Regions from separate parts of the Mus musculus genome. Here regions 1 and 3 are each linked to region 2. Evidence: chromatin loops called from intact Hi-C (ENCODE). Cell type or tissue: gastrocnemius. All regions are shown on one strand.

Evidence for each region. Peaks named below come from ENCODE experiments on the same cell type or tissue, not always from the same donor. Only the 100,000 strongest peaks of a DNase experiment are listed, where the experiment ranks them.
Region 1: it touches region 2 in a loop (4-fold over the local background); 9 of 42 quality-filtered maps call a loop at or near these places.
Region 3: a loop joins it to region 2, with 3.0 times the contacts of the local background. A loop is called at or near these places in 9 of 42 quality-filtered maps.

The regions. Positions count from the first base shown.
Region 1 is chr11:31,371,012-31,376,011 of GRCm38, reverse strand. No RefSeq gene overlaps it. Among named protein-coding and RNA genes, the nearest start is that of Stc2, 3.5 kb to the right of the region's middle. In gastrocnemius, a CTCF peak has its summit at 2,336 (motif pointing right); DNase peaks (open chromatin) are centred at 174, 2,346 and 4,417; H3K4me3 peaks cover 526 bases; H3K27ac peaks cover 40 bases.
Region 2 is chr11:31,590,537-31,595,536 of GRCm38, reverse strand. No RefSeq gene overlaps it. Among named protein-coding and RNA genes, the nearest start is that of Gm35063, 25 kb to the left of the region's middle. In gastrocnemius, no CTCF peak of the experiment used is centred here; no DNase peak of the experiment used is centred here; H3K27ac peaks cover 1,771 bases.
Region 3 is chr11:31,363,692-31,368,691 of GRCm38, reverse strand. It overlaps Stc2 (stanniocalcin 2), which reads left to right. Exons shown (of 4, transcript NM_011491.3): 2 at 824-966; 3 at 3,149-3,360. Among named protein-coding and RNA genes, the nearest start is that of Stc2, 3.9 kb to the left of the region's middle. In gastrocnemius, no CTCF peak of the experiment used is centred here; DNase peaks (open chromatin) are centred at 169 and 2,534; H3K4me3 peaks cover 580 bases; H3K27ac peaks cover 430 bases.

The DNA.
Region 1 (5,000 bases), 220 kb after region 2:
CTGGCCTCCATTCTGTTAGGAAGATGGGACGTTCTAAGTTGGTGCTGTAAAATATTTTATGATAAAACTGTTCCTGTTGAATGGCTAACTGGATGAAAATATGGTGCTTGCTCCTTGTCTCTGCCTGCTCACAGAACCGTAAGGTGGATAGTGTCATCTAGGTTGGCATCCAGCTGGCTCATAGCCTAGGACTTGCTCACATGGCTCTTGGTGCCATCGTTATTCCCAGTGTGCAGTACTGCCATTTTTACATTGATCTCATTTGCATTGATCTCTAACAATTGTGCATCTCCCACTGTCAGTCTTCCTCTAGACCATTTTGTACATAGGATTAGAAATTCTACATTCATGGAAATCAAAAGAAATAAGTATGCCCCATAAACACTACCATTTACTCAGAAGTTAAATAAATAAATGCATGTCCAAGGGAGGAGGGGGGGAACAGTGGCCATTAGCTGAAGACTGCAAAGATGGTGTCATCGTCTGTCATACCTTCCTGAGAACAGAGGGGGCACTCTACATGACTCACCAACAGTTTCTTTCTCTCTGCATCATCCTTCCAGATCATTCCATCATCCCTCCTTGGCGTCCCACTTCAGAGATCATTACCATAATTGACAGTAATTGGTGAATAATGATTAAATAAACCCTAGGATGATAAAATGTAAAAGACATAAAAATTAAACCAAGATTCTATGACTTATGCATAGAATACATAGACTTGCCAAATGTCCTACCAAATAATTTTAAGATAGACTTTCACTCTATCCTTTCTTCTAATGTTGTCTTCAGAGGACTTCTAAAAATTGACAAGTCCTGAAGTAGCACTCTTTGTGAATAGAACTGCTGAGAGAGAGAGAGAGAAAGAGAGAGAGGGGGAGAGGGAAAGGGGGAGGGGGAGGGAGAAGGGGAGAGAGAGAGAAAGAGAGAGAGGGGGAGATGGAGAGGGGGAGGGGGAGGGAGAGGGAGGAAGAGGGAGAGGGAGAGGGGGAGGGAGAGGAAGAGGAGGAGGAAGAGGAGGGGGAAGGAAAAGAAGAAACATCTCAAAGGCTCCTGAAGGCATTATGAGGGTTAAATCCCATTAACCAATTTCATCATTTACCAAAGATTTCCAAAGTCAGGCTCATTTGGAAAACAAGCCCCACAAAAAACCTTTTCCTTCATCCATCAGAAATCCAGCATTTCTAAGCTCAAGTTTCAAAACCAGCAAGAAGGACACCACCTCCTCCCAGAACAAGTGTCCCTCTGGCCTCAGCTGTAAAGCCAGGCAGCCCCTTGTTTGGGATATATTTTTTTTTTCCTAAAGTTTGTCTTAGCACACGAGAAGAACGAAAAAGCTCCATCCCAAGGGAAACGGTGATGGTTTCTGGGTCCTGTTGGGGCTTTGTGATGAAACCCTAACACAGCTCAGTCCACAGAAGACACTTGATGGTTACTGTCTTCTCATGCTATCCCAGGAAACAAGTCTGCTGTAAGGGCTACAGTGTCCTTACAGGGACTTTACATGTTTCCTCTATATCATTTGTATCTCTGGCCAATCCAGTGATGGCTTGACTGCTAATAGTACTAATTGATGAGACAGAGGAAATGCCCAGCTCACAAGCAATTTGTTCCAGCACTCTGAAAGCTAGTTAGGGAGCTTAGAATGTATTCTCCTCATAGTATTGTTTAGGCTAGCCAAGAAGCTTTGGGCTCAAGCCATCCCCCTGTCTCCGACACCCAAGTAGCTGAGAATAAAGACATGCAGCACTATGCCCAGCTTTAAAAAAATATTGTAAGTGGTTGGTTTCCAGGCCAGACCCAAAAGCCTTCTTCAGTTGGATGTTGGAGAGCTGAGGTTTAAGGGGGGAAAAGAACAGAAAACATTTTGGAGATTTATTAGTAAGCAAAACCAAATGGGAAAGACTTCGTCACCTTTAATCCTGAAGCCTGGTCAATAAAGCAACCAATGAATGAGGACAAGGGGGAGAATCAGGACTTTTTAAGGGAGACTTCTGCTTATGAGAATTTGGAGAGCCTAATGTAGCAGTTTGACACTTTTTCCAGTTTTACCTCTAACCCCCACCCCTTTTTGTCTTGTTTTCCTTCTTACAAGTATGAAAAAGCAGAGTGCACAGAAGGCGATGGAGGGCAGAGGAAAGATGGAGAATAGAAATGTTTGAGAGAGATGTCCTTCTTTGTGCGCATGAAGTTAAATCATAGCCCTGTGAGAACTGGCTGACCAAGGCGAGCTGGTGTGAAGAAACCGAGCAGACCTTAGGGACGCCTAGTTAATGTTACAGGGCCTAGAAGTGAGTCCACTACTCGGTCAGACAGTACCCTTTCTGGCCATAAGGTGGTGCCATAAGCTCAGCCAGCCTGCCCCTATAGGCTGGGACATTTAGTGGGCGGAGCTCCCCAGTGTGAGCCATGTTCCTCTCTCAGGCTCTGGAACCCTTTAGAAGCCTGGACTAGAGACATGTGTCAACTTATAATCCCTGCCTCAGCAAGCTAGAATGAGCCTGTCTGCTAGACCCCCACCTACTCACATCGGAGCAAGGATACCTTCTGTCCTTCTAGATACTACAACCCACAAAGTTCAACCTATTCCTTTCCACTAACTAGATTCATCTTGTTCCAAAATGTACCCATCCACCCCCAGCTTCCTCTAAGTACTAAGGAGAACCCAATCAAAGAGCATCTTTTGTCACATCTTTAGATACCTATCAAGATGATAGGTCTTCCACAGAGGGTGCAGATATGGCAGCGTGGCCCAGTCTTACCTCGTCTCCCTCTTTAGCACCAAACTAGACAGCCTCCTTCTCAACACAAAACTCACAGTGTCCCTCCTCTTTTCTTGTGTTTTGTCTCCATGGAAACATTCTTCCCCTTGCATCCACTTGGCAATACTCTCCTCTAGCTTTCAACCCAAGCACTTCACTCTTGGACTTGAGTGAGGGCAACTGGTAAAGGGAAAGCAGGGGTCCCGCCCCGCAAGTCTGGCTGTCACAGACAAACCAGTCCTGTCTCAGCAGTTATATGTCTCAAACTGAAGTAGGCCTGTCCACAGACACTGGAGCCCCAAGGGCAGCACTGGCTGGCCAGTTCTTGCTCCTCCAAGTCTTAGGGTGGATGTTAGGGTTAGAGAGATACCAATTTTTCAACCTTGCAATGTGTTTGATGCCTGTGCTTAAGTGCTAGCTTTGTAAGCGTCCTCTATTGTCCCCAGCCCATTCCACTCAACTGCCAAACCCAGCCCGAGGGAGATAAAGGAGTCTGCAGAGAAGAGGGAAATTACAACAAAGACACCAGTGTGATCCATGCCCCACAACATTTGCTCTGGGCCTTTAGAGGATTACTCAGGAAACCTCCCAGTCTGTCTGCAGCCCTGTTGAAATGGACTGGGAGAACATCTTTGTCTGCATGCTTTGGCATTGGCCAGAGATGAAACTTCAAGAACGGATACCCATGTGTGCTTATACCACGCATCTAGCTACTATGTGTTCTTTCCAAAGCAGCAGTAGGTTCAGGGGGAACCATGAAATTCCTTTGAAATGTGAAGTTAAAGCCTCAAGATGATTTTTTTTTTCAAACCATGCAGATCCTCTGAGGGCAGGTGCAGGGCCTCTCTACAATGGAACAAAGTGGGTGGTTTCCCTCTGCTGCCTGAATCTCCAGATTCTGTTTCTCTGATATTTTTGTTCCATGAAAGAGGCCACAGAGAGGTTACCTAGCTCTAAAGTTAAGGCTGAGGGCCACTTGACTCTCCCAGGAAATTTTCGGCCTTAAAGGGTGGGGGCAGACCAAAATGCTGTTCGTTTGTGTGTTTTGTTTTGTTTTGAAGGATGTACAGGAGGGTCTTCATCTCCTAAACTAATAAAGGGAGCTAAATTGACTATTCAAGCAAGCAAGGATGGTCCATCATTATACCCAATATCCACCACTTTCCTCAAAAGATAAATGAGGAAGTCACTGCTATTATAGTGACGAATGGCCAGTTTCTTCCTACCATCGAAGACTAAGAGATTCAAACTGACCATTTCCTGGGGCCGAGAACTGTATGGTACTAAGACAGAAGCTCCAAGAAGTCCTGCCCATTGGAAAGCCCATTCCCAGGGCTCCTTCCTCCTTTCTGAAGCAGCAGTCACCCTGACCCCCAGCTTCTCATTTCCCTCGCTGGAGGGCAGCTGGCACCCAGAGAAGCTGAACAGCTGCGGAAAGACAACCTGCGCGCTCATTTCTATACCCCTCCCCCAGGTGTGTCACACGTAGGCGCAGAAGAGGCTGAGAGCGGGCCTCGCTTCGGAGGCCCAGGGTTGCAGTCGCCGCGGGCGGTGGGTGATGAAACCTCCCAGGCGCATTACTGCAGAATGCGCGGGCGAGCGGGAAGTCGGGCAAGGACGGGGGTTGAGAGTTGGTACCCAGGCTCACCTGTTCTCCAAGACTAGGGTGGGGACTGCGGGGGAGGGGCAAGGAGTGCCAATACCGGACGAGTGCCATGTGGCGCTAGGTGGCAACGCTCGCCTCTCCACCCTCCCCCAATCAAGCTGGCCCCCCGAATTACTCCTTCGGGTTTATGAGGCCAAGAGCAGCAGTTCCTGTCCCGGGCCCAGCGCGAGGGAGACGTGAGCGTGCACACGTACACACACAGCAGGGAGGAAAGACGCTCCCGGCAGCGCCCAACTTTCTCCCCGCTTCCTCCAGCAGCGGAGATTGCAGCTGAAGGCGATCTGATTCTCAGGGTGCTTAAGGAGGGGGCTCCAAGAAGAGGAGAAAAAAATAGAAGGTCCCAAGATTTGGGGGGTGGGGTGCTTTAATTTTACATCAGAGGACTGCAGAGTAGAACAAACAAACAAACAAACAAAACCCGTAAGTGGGCCGAGTGGCATTTGGAGAAAATTGAAGACTGTATTTGGAGACGCCTAAAGTTGCCTGTCAAGCTCTGGCCTCTTGGGCACGCGATGGTCTGTGGCCGCCTGACCCAAGGCTGCCTGGGCCTCCAGGCCACCAGCCAGGAAATG
Region 2 (5,000 bases):
CCATAGAGTTGCTTTTGGTGTACAGTTCCTGAGATTGTCCCAGGACATTGGCGTTTCAGGGCACACAATGGAAAGCGCAAGTTTAGAATTCCAAGAGCTGACTGTTATCCTTCATGTACCATACACAGTTCTTGGGGGAGATGGCTAAGATAAATGGATCCTGCCTCCAAAGAAATCTGAAGGTAAGCTACAGTCTGTCATCAACAAGCCATGCTGAGCTCTGGGCATGGGCAGCAGGAATGTGTTGAATGGAGCAGGGGCTAGAGAACATGTTGGAGTAGAGATCTGGGGTGCACAGTGCACGTAAGGTCAGTGGAATGGTAGTGATCAGGAAATAGCTGAACGAAGAAGCCAGCACTTGGGAAAACTCCAAGTGAAGCACAGAAGAATAGACACTGAGAGATTTAGAGTCAATGAGATGGCTTGATGAAGGCACCAAAAATGGAGGTGCCTTGTCAAAGCTGAGTGGGAACCAGGAGCAAGGGAAAGACAGGGACCTGATGCTATCTCAGCAAGTTCTCGCCCCTGAAAGCCATGAGTTTATGACACGAGCATCCTTACCCCTTTCTCCCTTCTTGTATATGATACATCTAAACTTTATGACCTGCATTTCCCAGCCATGTTCCTCTGCTCTACAAGAGGCTGCTTAGCTGAGTGGTAACTAAAACGTGTGTGAGCACAATGGTCAGGGAGGAAGCTCCAGCCCTCTGAAATTACCCTGAGGGTATTTTTTTTTTAAACCCTATTTCAAAAATTCTCCTGGCACTCTGCTTTTTCAGTTGGGAATTCTATAGGTTCCTAGTAATTATAAAGCCCAGATAAAATGGCGAAAACAAGACATTTATTCCTTTGGGACAGAAATGGTCCAGAGTAGGAGAGGAATGATCACGTTTGACGGTTTCCTCTCTCCTCACAAGACCCTCAATTCATGCTATCTATAGTAAAGCAATGTATTTATCTGGTCAACCCAACTTCTACAATTTTCTTCTTCCTCTAGGATGGAGGGTTTTTTCGTTTTCGTTTTTGATTTTGTTGTTGTTGTTGTTTGTTTTTTTCCCTTCATGTTGGCGTATAGCTGGAGCTAGCTAGCACAGCAGCTTAGTAGTGTCAGGATTCTCTTTGATTCTCTGCCTTTCCTTCTTCTTGACAAGATGTCAGCTCTGGAGCCACCCATCATGTCAGGGCTCAGGGGAGAAATAAGGTGAAGTCTTCCAAAGCTTTCACAGATACATACATCTCATTGTCTGGGGTGTAGCATGTGAGCACACTCATTGCAAGAGCATCAATGGGAAAGAAAGTGTTACATCACCAGAAATTGAGTGTGTTGACTCTATGAACAAAAACAGAGTGTTGACAAGAAGAAGAGTGTGGCTACTGTGTCAGTCAAAAACCAGATCTGCCACGAACAGTATATTTCTACTGCCTACTTGTGTTGAATTTTCCATGATATGGCTCCAAAGGCGGAATTCAGCTCCCATAAAATTATCGCTTCTCAGATACTTCTGCAAGGAACTCTTTTCCTTTACGTGTGATACAGAAAGAATTTTAATGTTAAGATCATTTCAATGGACTATATAACAATTTAAGGATTTTTTTAAGGCTCCAGTAAAAAAAATAAATATAGTTTATTATGTGCCTTAAACATAACACACAGCAAACCCCAACTAGAACACTTGGAGTACAGGACAGTCTGTGCTCTGGAGAGTGTAGCACTCCGCCTTTCTAAGAAGCTGGGCACCGGCAACATCCTTAGCATCTCTCATATTTCCCAGGGGGAGGGGTGGAGATGGGACTGCTTGTTTCATTTTTTTTTTTAAGCTGAGGATCTGTCAAAGGAAGTTTCAAAATAGATACAGAGAGAACACCAAGACCAAGGAGAACCAGCTTGTGCAAAATACAGTTGTGTTTTACTTTGGGTTCTGTCCCTTTGTTTCCCAAGATGTTTTCATAATGAGAGTCTGGTTCCCCCCCCTCATCCTTCTCTCTACCCATGGTCTCTGGAACAGGACAATAAGGCTCTGTGAGGTGCTTTCTATGCTTCATGGAGCCTCACAACGGCCCTGAGAACATCAACCCTCCATTCTGCAGGTAAAAGAGCTGAGGGTCTAACAGACGTGTTCACTTGCCCAAGAATATCTCATAGAGCTGTTTCACCATCCTAGCACTCAGCTCCTGCAGGCTGCTACTAAGTCTGAGAGAATGAAATCTATCAAAGCATCGAGGAAAGCAGGAGGGCAGCCCATCTGCTGGCACGAGTATATGGTAGGAGCTGAGTCCTCTGATTGCTATCAGTTCCGTCCTGTGTGCTGGGGCTGTGGTCAATTCACCTGGCTTCTTTATTCTGAAAATAGGCATATGTCAAGGGATCTAGTGAGATTGTAGCTGCACTTTAAGCCTTTTCTGGGCCTCTATAAGCAGTATCAACAGTTCAGGAGAATTTTAAGAGCATCATCGTACAGTGGTTACCCCTGCCGTCTGCTGGATTTTAACCTTGCCCTAAGCCTCTCCTTAGATCAGTGCCCCAGTTGCTTAGTGTCTCATTTCCTCTTCTATAAAATCAAGTCTATTTCCTAAATTTCTTCTTTTTTTTAAAAAAATGTGTATTTTCATTTTATGTGTGTGTCTTGCCTACATGTACAGATGTGTACCATACACATGCTTGATACCCACAGAGTCCAGAGGAGGGCACGGGATCCTCTGAAACTAGAGTTACAGACGGTTGGGAGCCACTGTGTGTGTGTGCTGGGAACTGAACTCGGACCTCTGAAGGAGCAGAAAGTGCTCTTAACCACTGGACTATCTCTCTAGAGTCTGCCATAGTTTCTTGAGAACTCACAAACACCTTAGCACACCACCCTGTATAACTTAAGCCCACGATCAACCAACTCTTAGATCACCAGATGTTATTAGTTCCAGTGTAGAGAAAATCAAGGTGGTTTGTCCAGACCACAGAGCTCAAAGGCAACAGACCCTACAGAGCAACCACACCTTGCATTGGCTCTGTCTGTGCACAAACTCATGGTTCTTCAATAGCAAGTGAACCAGACCTTCTCTCTTGGCAGCAGCAACATCAGAGAGCAGAGTGTACTGCCAGGAGACGATCTGCTCCTTCCTTTGGAGGCCAAAACCTCGAGGAATGGGGTCTGGGTGGGCCAGGCCCCGAGTAAAGGTGACTCTCAGTGTCTCTTTCTGCCCTGGACAGCAAGCACTCAGGCAGCTGCGTTCCTGGGACACCGAGGAAAAGTCATAAACTCGGGTCCTTCTGAGCAGGCACCGGGCACCCGGCACTCCCCGCAGTATCTCCTGGAGGTGTCAGCACATCATAAAATATTCCTGCTTGGCTCAGCAGCTGCACCTAATTTTGTCAAAGGTTCAGAAACAACAAGAAGCATGGGCCCGCACTGACTATGCCTGTGCAACCCTACAGAATTTCAACCTCTGAGGCCTCTGTCAAAAAATATTCCGAGCCATTTTCTCAGGCCAACACAAACAGGCTTGGAGGAGAAGTGGTCCAAGCGTTCCTGCCTGCTTCAAACAGGCAAGAGCCCCCGCCTCTGCTTTGGGCACCAGAAAAGTACAGCGTGTATTGTACACAGTGCAAACATCACACTGGGGTGGGCAGATGGTTTGGTGGGGAAGTGTTCATAAGAACTTTGAAATAGATGAGCCGGGCAGGCGGGCGCTTCCTTAGGAGGTGGTGGCCAGGGTCCCTGGCCGGAGGTTCAGGGCCGGACGTGGTCAGCATGGCTCTTTGCTGCTCCGGATATCGGCACTCCAGCGGAGAGACAGAGTGTTTAGCCAGGGTTTGTGGTGAGTTTTATAAATCCCCATTTGTGTGCACAAAGAAGAATTCTCTGCCACAGGGCCTGCGGGTCAGAGATGGTCATTTTCAGGTGCCAGAAGAGCCAGTCAAGGGCCTAAGGGCAATGGTTCTAGTCCCATGCAGGGTGTGGAGAAGTGACTTATGGGGAGAGAAAGAACTCTAAATCTGGCAGAGAAGAGCTGGAACCAAACACTTCTTTTCTTCCCCAGCTCTCTAGCTCTGCAGCTTTCACTAAGCTCCCTGCCCCCTTGAACTTGATATATTTGTGTGAAGAATTAGCTTGATCCAATGCAGAGATGCATATACTGGCTTCCCCCTTCCCACATTACCAGCACGCGTTTAGTGTCTTAATGAATGAGCCAGCTAGTGAGCAGACGTGTTATAACAGAAGCGCTGACAGGAACACTGTGAGGGCAATCGCCAATGAGCAGACTTGCTTAAAGCCCTAGGTAGCTGTCTTTTATAAGTTTCTGAGCATATGGATGAAGCCAGGAGAGATCATCTGAAAGCCAGCATCTGGGCTCTGCACTTAAGACCTCCCAAGTGATTTTCTTCTAAAATTGCTTCAGGCACTTTCCATGCATTTCATACACTGTCTCTTCATTTCCCGCTCCTGTCAGAACACTTTTCAATATTCCAAACACTTTCTTCTTTGTTTTGTGAGCTATTTAGAAGAATATGCTTAACATAAATATTTATGGCTTTTCTACATGCTTTTTAAAAAAAAAGTATATCAATTTCTAACTCAATCCTCTCCATGTTAGGGAATGTGTTCCTTAGTTTCCCATCTTTTAATTCTTGGAAAATTGAAAGAAAATGACCTATCCTTAAGAACCACTCTTTTTTCTTTCTTTCTTTCTTTTTTCTTTTTTTAACTGGATATTTTCTTTATTTACGTTTCAAATGTTTTCCCCTTTCCAGGTCTCCCCTTAGGAAACCTCCTATCCCATCCCTCATCTCTCTGTCTTCCCACCCTGACATTTCCCTAATTTGAGGCATTGAACTCCCTCAGGACCAAGGGTCTCTCCTCCCACTGATATCCAACAAGGCAATCCTCTGCCACATATGCAGCCAGAGTCATAGATCCCTCCATGTGCACTCTTTGGTTGGTGGTTCAGTCGCCGGGAGCTCGGAGGGGTCTGGCCAGTTGACACCATTGCTCCCTCCATGAAGCAAA
Region 3 (5,000 bases), 230 kb after region 2:
ACACTTTCCTCATTGTAATTTTGCGGTTGGTTTAAATCGTAGAACTGAGCGAACCGAGAGAGGCGTGAGACTGCTCTGCCGCAGCCTGACAGCTCCCTGTCTGTCCTTTCAGGCTGACGAATTAGGACATCTTGGAAGAGGGAGCAGGCTCGGGGCCTCTGGGATTCGAGGGGATTAAGTGATATCTCACACCGGATCCCTAATTAAAAGGAACCTCCAGAGAAAGGTGGCGGGTGGAAAGGCCAGCCCCCACCTGCCTCCTGCGTTCTGAAGCTGGTGCCAGCTGCAGCTTCCGTGGCCTAGCATTTTTAATGCGGGTGGTTTGGAGGCACGGCTTTAATAGGAATCTTGTTTTGATTTTTAGGTGTTGAATCATAAAGCTGAATTGAAGTTGCTTGGACGCTTTCATCTGGGTTCAGGAAGGAAATGGCCAGATCTTAACGGCAGTGGCTTCTGCAGCCTCAAGTAGAGAACGACATTTAATTCATAAAATGTGGTCATTTTCAAATCTTATTTTCCCTGTGGGTTTTAAAAGCTGAAGTGCTTTGGGCTCTTGAACAGTAGTCCCACAAGTACCTTCATTAAGTGGAAACGATAGAAGGAAGAAAAGAAAACGCTCAGACTAAATTCTGATTGTTATATTTGTTTATTTTGGCTAATTTTACAAATACACATACTTTTCATATGTATTAGAAAATAATGACATTTTCTTTCCACTCCTTAGATTCTGAAATTGGCTCCACTTTTCTCTCCTTTTTTTTTTCTCTAGCCCTTATTAACACTTAGCATGGCAGAAAACTTTGTATATAATTTTTCATTTTAGCGGAGATCCAGCACTGTTTGGTCAATGCCGGGGACGTGGGCTGTGGTGTGTTTGAGTGTTTCGAGAACAACTCTTGTGAAATCCAGGGTTTACATGGGATTTGCATGACGTTTCTGCACAACGCTGGAAAATTCGATGCCCAGGTAAAAAGAACATAGAGAATGAAAAATATTCTGGGTTGGTATAGTGTGGTTGAAATATTGGCTTGGATAGACTTGTGAGCAGATTTCCTGGGTTTAAGTTGCTTGAGAGAGTCTGGTGTTTGCAGGTATGCAGCTGGGCGCCAGTAGCTCCACGTTCCCCCATTGCTCTGCTCTCCGGAGTGCCATTAAGCCAAATCCTTTTCTGCATTCTCATGCTATAACCACACAGGCAGAGCAGACTGGACACCAAAGCCAGTGATAAAAGTGAACCCATTCCTCAAACCCAATACATTAGGAAGAAAGGGCTGAAGTGGTAGAGATCCTAGGTATAGGTAGCAAAGGTTCTTCTGATATATGCATATGTATACACACACACACACACACACACACACACACACACACACACACACACACACACACAGAGGCAGGAAGCCTAGACAATTCACAGTCTCCAAAGAGAAGGGAACAGAGTCTCCTCTTCCAATCTGAAAAGTCAAAACCATGACCGAACCTCCCTTGCCTTACAGTCATAGCTGAATCCACCTCAGATATATCAAGGTAGAGCTGAGTTGCTGCCCAGGGCAGAGAACCAATAAGCAAGTTGATGGTTCTGTCACAGAAGGCCCAAATGTGTGTTTAGATGGCTTTGTGGCATTAGGATTGTCTTCATTTTGTGCCCTGGCTCTCAGCCCCGTTGAAACACCCTGTTTTATCTCATGCACTTCCTCTTTTATTTCACTGGAGCATGATGACGAAGTTCGGAAGAGGTCAACAGTTGAGATATGATTTTATAAAAGTCACCAGTCACCATCCACAGACACCTTGTGGACAGCCTGACAAGCAAGGTCTGTCCACCAGAAAGGGATGTGATAGCCCCTGCAGCCTAAACTGTGGAGGATGTGAGGTAGCAGAATGGGAAACAGAAACCAGGAGGAAAGGGAGAGAACTTTGAACTCCTCAAGACTCCATAAAAAGATTCCCCCCAACCCCCTGGAGCTAGGACACACACCATAGGAAATCCCAAAGAGAGGAGTATGTCTTGGGCCTTCCCACCGGATGTCAGAGAATACAAGAGGGCTTGTCACAGCCCTCACAGAGGTCATTGCTTGTGTTTTCAACCAACCCTTCCAAGTCACTTCTCAGCACACAGCTACTTAAGAAAGAGCCAAGCCCTGCCCTCCATTCCATTTGGCTCCAGCCAAATAAAAGAAACAGGGGCCACAGGAAGGGTGTGTATGCTACGTGGGTTTCCACTGTCTGTAGTCCTATCTAAAGAGAAAACCAAAATAAATATGCTGGTTGGCTTCCTACTTCCAACCTAACCTGGTTTGCTTTCTCAACTCAGTGATTTCCAGATCTGCTTCTAAAGAAACAAACAAGCAAAAACAAAAACCAGGGCTCACCTCTTCAGATGGCCCATCACCATAGTAACTGAAGGGAGATTCATGGCTGGTCACCCAACAATGTCTCTAGGCCAGGTTGTTAGGAGTGGAGGCAGGAGCTTGCCCCCATTTCCCGGAAGCTGTCTCCTTTCTGGCCTTGGCTCAGTCTGCTGGGGTTGCCAGGAAAGCAAACTGTGGGTCACATGTGTGCCTGGCTGGGAGGATGCTTCCTTTCCCACTCACAAGCTGCCACGCTACATGCCAGGTGGACCTTTTAGAAACTATAATCCCAGCAGTTTAAAAGCAAAGGATGTTTCTCCTGGAAGCACAAGAGGAACAGATAAGACAATGAGACCTAGAACAGAAATGCAAGGTTCCAAGATCATGGCCTCCATGGATGGAGAGCAAAAGAGAAGTGTGCTCTCGCTAATACTAGCCAAGGAGTTATGGTCCAATCCCCTGGGGTTCCAGAGAATTTGCTACCGGGCAGCCTCCACCCAGCTGCCTGGAGGAAGCCCCCATTTCAGGAAACCAGAAGAGTAACTGGGATGGGGAGACAGAGATCTGCTAGTGTATCAACCTCACATCCACTCTAGCCTGATGCACGGGGTTTGGGGAGGTGTCATGTCACTTTTGGATGTAGCTCCCATATAGCCTCTCACCTGGAAGTACATCCATTCGAGTGGAACCTTGGGACTCTGAGATCAAAGACTCCTGTGCAAGCCTGAGACTGGCAAGTGTCATCCTGGCTAGTGACGAGCTCTCCTTTGGCCCCTCCCTTCTTTGTCCTCCATCTCCAGGGAAAGTCATTCATCAAGGATGCCCTGAGGTGCAAGGCCCATGCCCTGCGTCATAAATTTGGCTGCATCAGCAGGAAGTGTCCAGCAATTAGGGAAATGGTTTTCCAGTTGCAGAGGGAATGCTATCTGAAGCATGACCTGTGCTCCGCAGCCCAGGAGAACGTCGGTGTGATTGTGGAGATGATTCATTTCAAGGATCTCCTGCTGCATGAGTGAGTAGCGTCCCATCCCCAGGAGAACGGGAGGAAGGGCTGCCTGGCAGTGGGGTCCTGAGGGCTGGAAGTATGTTCAAGGATGCTATTTCTGGAAGTAAACTACCTCCTGGTAGATACAGTTGGGGGAATGCTCCAGAAAGCTAGAAAGCCCCCCAGAAGATCATCAGATTTGAAATTCCCACAAACAGAAACAGATGATTATTTTCCACTCTGCCCCTAGCCAAGTCCCAACTGGTTGCTGTGTGGTCCAAGTAGCTCATGGGTGTCAGTATAGACAGCTGGTACCTGGTTTTGTTTGCTAGATGCTTTGCCAAGGATGTTACCCAGCCCTCACAACAACTCTTTATATCCCCAATTCACAGATGAGAAAACTGAGCCTGCTGAGGTGAATGACACACAGGGAAAAGCAAAGCTAGGGTCTGGCGTCCAGGCAGTGTGGCTACAACATTTACACTCTTAAATGTTCCAATTTGATCCGCAGCCTTTTCGTCTTTCAGAGACTCCCCTTCCCCTTCTCTACTTCTGAAGAAAGCACAAAACAAACATCAGAAACATGCATGCTAAATTGGATTTTAAAAGTCACAATTCAGTGATAAAGCCAAAAACTCTCATTCTTTGAAACTTGCCCCAACTGTAGGATCCTGGATTTTGCAGGGCATTAGAGCAGACTACACCATTGTTTCTAACATGAAATCTGGCCTATAGGCCCCAAAGACAGATACAGATCAAAAGGGAAGCCACCATTGAGCAGACCAGTGCCAGTCACTGCCCCCTCTGTAGCAATGCCTGTCTTTCCAAAGTGACTCATTGGGCCAAATCAGCACAACTTTAGGGACAACCTCCCAGTTATGTCACCAACATATTCCCTGCCTTCACCACACTAATGCCTAGGTTCTATCAGAAGCCCCCTCCTATCTGCCCACTTTATATGGTCGTTAGAAGATTGCAACACCTTGCTTGGTACAATATTGAATTATTCATGGTGAAATTCTGCAAACTGCTCTTTTCAAAAGAAAAATATCTTGCATGGTTTTAGAACCCCATTTAACACTTTACAACATATTTTTATTTTCCCGAATATTTACAAAGCAATGATGTAATAGCAGCAGCAATTGTAATTGTCTTGGATTTCTCTTTGGTGTGCCAGGACCTTGTCTATGGGATATCCCATGGATTACCACGTTTGTCTTTCCAAACTAACTACAAGATTGAAGGTAGCATCTCCATTCCATAGAGAAGGCTGGTGACACTAAGAGCTTGTTTCTTACTTGTGAGATTTGATTCCTACCTTGAAGCCTGGGGAATGGAAATGCAGTCTTCTCTGGCTATGCACTGGGGATGGACGCTTCAAGGCCCTCCCTGACATCAACATCCATGGATGAGAAAGCCTTAGCTATACCAGTGACGTATTTGCATATGACTTAGCATCCTCCCATCTACTCTGGATGAGTGATAATACCTAAAGACAACACAATTGCTGCAAGATGTTAGTCTACAGTGCTTGGGAAATAGTGTCAAGAAAAAAGTCTGCTTCAGCACAGAGCCAAGCAGTCTCTGGAAACAGTGCTCTGGGGTTGGCTAGTTGAATCCACAAGCACTGTATGACTGAAACTGCATCTGAAGAGTAAGTCGGGATG